Linked DNA regions of Homo sapiens: region 2 is linked to region 1. A link is an interaction called in ENCODE POLR2A ChIA-PET data of the cell type or tissue named here. Cell type or tissue: GM12878. All regions are shown on one strand.

Region 1 (2,500 bases):
CTGCATCTGGCCTTTTTTTTTCGTTTTTCTTTTTTTTTTTACTTTTTAAACTTTTTTGTCGGAAATGAAAACATAAGCGCACACATTAGTCTAGGGCCCACACAAGGTCAGGATTATCAATATCAGTGTCTTCTACCTTCACGTCTTGTCCTACTGGAAGGTCTTCAGGGGCAATACTCACGTGGATCTGTCTGGACTACCTCCTGAAGGAAACTGCCTGAGGCTGTTTTTAGGTAGCTTTTAAAAAACATAAGTAGAACGGTGACTCTCGCCTGTAATCTAAGCACATTGGGAGGCTGAGGTGGGACGATCGCTTGAGCTCAGGAGATTGGGACCAGCCTGGGCAACACAGTAAGACCTCATCTTAAAAAAAAAAAGTAAGTAGAAGGAGTGCACTCAAATGATGTTTAAAAGTATGACATAGGTTGGGTGTGGTGGCTCATGCTTGTAATCCCACTGCTTTGGGAATCTGAGATGGGCGGATTGCTTGAGCCCAGGAGTTTGAGACCAGCCTGGGCAACATGTATCCACCGTTAAATTATTGTGAGAAATAGTTTCACCTCCATGAGATTATTCTATTTCAGCTCTTAAGCCCTTTCTGCCTTTCCCCAAGCCCTTGGCAACTACTGTTTTGTACTATTTCTATAGTTTTGCCTTTTCTGGGATGTCTTATAATTGAAATCATATAGTATGTAGCCTTTCTGGACTAGCTTCTTTCACTTAGCAATATACATTTAAGGGTCCTTTACATCATTTTGTGGTTTGCTAGCTCATTTATTTTTATTGCTAAATAATCCATTGTATGGATATATTCCAGTTTGTTTATCCATTCACCTGTCAAAGGACATCCTTGGTTCCAGGTTTTGGTGATTACGAATAAAGCTGCTTATAATCATTGTGTGCAGGTTTTGTGTAACTATAAGTTTTTAAATCAATTTGGATAATCAAATACCTCAGCAATGTGATTGCTGGATCATATGGTAGGCCTGTATTTAGCTTTGTAAGAAACTGCCAAACTGCCTTCCAAAAGGGCTGTTTTATTTTGTATTTCCATCAGCAGTGAATGTTAGAGTTCCTGTTCGCATTTTCATTCGTATTTGGTATTGTCAGTTTTTTTGATTGTAGCTATTCTAATAGGTGTGGATTGGTATCTCATTGCTATTTCTTTCTTTTTTTTTTTTTGTTTTTGAGACGGAGTCTCCATTTGTTAACCAGGCTGGAGTGCAATGGCGAGATCTCGGCTCACTGCAACCTCTGCCTCCTGGGTTGAAGTGATTGTCCTGCCTCAGCCTTCTGAGTAGCTGGGACTATAGGCGCATGCCACCATGCCCGGCCATTTTTTGTATTTTTAGTAGAGATGGGGTTTCACCATGTTGGCTAGGCTAGTCTCGATCTCCTGACCTCATGATCCACCTGCCTCAGCTTCCCAAAGTGCTGGGATTACAGGTGTAAGCCACCATGCCTGGCCTAAGTTTTTCCTTTTTAAAGTTAGCTTTATTGAGATATAATTTACACACCATAAAATTCACCAATTTAAAGGGGGGTATCTTGATGTTTTCCAGTAGATTTACAGTTTTGCAATCATTAGCATAATCTAATTTTAAAGGATTTTAATCACCCCAGAAAGAACCATTGTATACATTAGCAGTCACTCTCCAATCCCTCTCTCCTGGACCCCTAGCCCTAGATAACCACTAATTTATTTTCTGACTTTATAGATTTACCTATTTTGGACATTTCATAGAAATGAAGTCATACAATATGTGATCTTTTGTAACTGGCTTCTTTCATTTAGGATAGTGTTTTTCAGGTTCACCTATGTTGTAGTATGTATCACTCCTTCATTCCTTTTTTAAAAAATTCTGACAAAATTAACATAACATGAAATTTGCCATTTTAACCACTTAAAATATGTAATTCAGTGGTGTTCGGCACATTCACAATGTCATGCAAGTATTACCACAAACTAAATGTTCCCAAACGTTTTCATCATCCTAAAAGGAAACGCTGTACCCGTTAAGCAGTCTCTCCCCATTCCCAGTCTCCTAGTCCCTGCTGCCCAGTAATCTGTTTTCTCTCTCTGTGGATTTGCCTATTGTGGATATTCCTACAAGTGGACTTAGGCAATGTGTGACCTTTTGTGTCCAGCTTCTTCGACTTAGCATAATGCTTTCTAGGTCCAGTAGTACTTCATTCCTTTTTATGGCTGAATAATACTACGTTCTATAGAAACACCACATTTTGTTTATCATGACTTGATAGGCATTTACATTGCTTCTACCTTTTGGCTATTCTGAGTAGTGCTGCTATGAATATTTACATACAGATTTTTTTGTTTGTTTTTGAGACGAAGTCTAGCTCTGTCACCCAGACTGGAGTACAGTGGCACAGTCGTCGCTCACTGCAGCCTCGACCTTCCAGGCTCAATTATCTTCCTGCCTTAGCCTCCTGAGTAGCTGGGACTGTGGGTTTGCACCACCACATCTGGGTAATTTTTAAA
Region 2 (2,500 bases), 200 kb after region 1:
GAGGTCCCAGAGAGCTGCCTTGGCCCTTCTACCATGTGAGGACACAGCTCTAGTAGGTGTCATCTGTGAGGAATGGCCCTCACTAGACACTGATTCTGCTGGCACCTTGATCTCAGACTTCCCAGCCTCTAGAACTATGAGAAACAAATTTCTGTTTTTATCAGCCACCCAGTATACAATGTTTTGTTATAACAGCCTGCATGGATTAAGACACTGTTTTTCTCCCTTTTTACGTCCCCCTGAAAGATCTCCTCTACTTCTGTGGCTTTAATTCCTCTACATATGTGGATGACTCCTAAACTTACGTCTCCAACCCAGTCCTTCCTCTTAACTCTACTATTATGTGTCTAGCTGCCTGCCTAACCTGTCTAATTCCATGTATCACAGGCATCTCAAATTCAACTTGACCAAACCCAGATTCCTGATCTGCCTTTTCTAGCTCTGATTCTCTTCATCATATTTCAAGTTGCAGAAAAGGGGAGCACCATTTACCCAGTTACTGAAGCCTGAAACCTGGCATCCTCTTCCTTCCCCAAACATGCCATTTCAGCACATTTTTCTTTTTCTTTTTCTTTTTTTTTTTTTTTTTGAGACAGAGTCCTACTGTGTCACCCAGGCTGGAGTGCAGTGGCATGATCTCACAGCTCACTGCAACCTCCGCCTCCCGGGTTCAAGCGATTTTTCTGCCTCAGCCTCCCAAGTAGCTGGGACCACAGGCATGTGCCACCATGCCTGGCTACTTTTTCGTATTTTTAGTAGAGATGGGGTTTCACCATGTTAGCCAGGATGGTCTCAATCTGCTGACCTCATGATCTGCCCTCCTTGGCCTCCCAAATTGCTGAGATTACAGGCATGAGCCACATGCCCAGCCCTGAGCACAGTCATTTTTCTACCAGTCGATGTTGCAATGAAGATAAAGTTCCAAATCCTTGACATGCTCCAGCCTTCCCCTGTGAGCTGATCACTCCCACAAGAAGCTCCTCTGCCTTCCATCCTCAGCCACTCTGACCTTCTGTTTCTTCTGGGGACCCTGCACCTGCCAGCCCCAGCCCCTTCCTTATTTATGCCATCCCTTTTTCTGGCCCTCTTGCTTGGCTAACTTATACTCATCCTTCAGTTTGGGCTGAGCTATTTATATGCTGTTCCAGGACCCTGAACTTCTCCTTTATGGCACCCATCCTGATTGTAATTATATTATTTATATTGTTTTGTTTGTTGTCTGTCCCCTCTGCTGAACATCGACTTCACATAGGCAGGGACGGGGTCTCTTTTTTCACTGCTTTGTCACTTACCACACCAGTTCCCAGCCAGGAAAAGAAAAGACGGTTGTTTCCCTGCTTTGATAAAATACCCAGACAAAAGGATGCCCTTATTGCTCTTAGACCTCTTTCCCGAATCTTCCCTGGTTGTCACCTGCAATGATGTTATGTCTGAGTTGAATGTTTCTCACTGCACGCTAGTTTGCTCAGAGGTAATAGAGGAGGAACTGTTTTCTCACTTTCTCTTTCTCTTTAGCCTTTATTCCTAAAGCTTGTTTCTAGTCATTTCTTTTAACCAGCTTCCTGAGAAGTATTTCCATTGTCTTTTCTGAACTCTCCCTTAGACCATGAGAAAACAAAAGTTTATGCTGATTTTGGGTCATGACCTGACACTGAAATTGGTGGTGTTAAGTACATTGCCGAGTAACTCAGATACATTGATATTTAAAAAAATACTTTTTCTGATTATAGGAGTGATTTTATTGTTAAGAAAAAATTGAGAATATAATCAAGGGTCTAGAAGAGAAGAAATGGGAGAGATTCAGACTTTTCTCTTGTAGAATAAGGTCCTGCTGTACATGTGATTTTTGTCCGCCCTTTTTCACTTCACATTGATATTTTGATAAAAGCCCTGAGAAATGGGAGTGAAACCTAATGGACCGCAGCTTTGGACAAGCCCCGAGTGCAAATAAGGCTGGTCAGCAGCTTCTAGCAGGATCTGCTTCTTCTAGAAGCAGAGAAAGGTAACAGGCTGCCCTGAGACCAGGCTCTACAGAGCCTCCCTCCTGCCTCGTACATGCCAAGCCGGCCCTGTCCTGGCACTTACAGTGACTAACGGCCGGGCACCTCCCTCTCGGTTGATGCCCTCCATGCAGGACATCTCCAACACATTGCTCTCCGTTCTGGTGTGTTCCTTAAGCCAAACTTTCTAGGTTTAATTTCACTGGATGTTCATAGATCCTCGTGTCCCAGACTAATTGTCTATGTATTTGTTGATATTTGTTCTTGCCTATTTTCATTTTATTTTTTAAATTCAAGGCAAGAGGCCTATTTATTTTGTATTTTATAGTGCCTAGCATGGAATTTGGTGCCCAATAAATACTTTTTTTTTTTTTGAGATGGGGTCTCGCTCTGTCGCCCAGGCTGGAGTGCGGTGGCACTATCTCGGCTCACTGCAACCTCCGCCTCCTGGGTTCAAGCGATTCTCTTACCTCAGCCTCCCGAGTAGCTGGGACTACAGA

Evidence for each region. ChIA-PET counts read pairs that join two places held together with the same protein. Peaks named below come from ENCODE experiments on the same cell type or tissue, not always from the same donor. Only the 100,000 strongest peaks of a DNase experiment are listed, where the experiment ranks them.
Region 2: POLR2A ChIA-PET joins it to region 1 with 5 read pairs; 4 of 35 experiments call an interaction of 5 or more read pairs at or near these places.

Annotation. Positions count from the first base shown.
Region 1 is chr9:19,241,486-19,243,985 of GRCh38, forward strand. The region is part of intron 1 of DENND4C (DENN domain containing 4C); the gene reads left to right. Among named protein-coding and RNA genes, the nearest start is that of DENND4C, 12 kb to the left of the region's middle. In GM12878, no CTCF peak of the experiment used is centred here; no DNase peak of the experiment used is centred here.
Region 2 is chr9:19,440,477-19,442,976 of GRCh38, forward strand. All of the region lies in intron 4 of ACER2 (alkaline ceramidase 2), which reads left to right. Among named protein-coding and RNA genes, the nearest start is that of MAP1LC3BP1, 22 kb to the right of the region's middle. In GM12878, no CTCF peak of the experiment used is centred here; a DNase peak (open chromatin) is centred at 1,495; H3K4me3 peaks cover 681 bases; H3K27ac peaks cover 1,272 bases.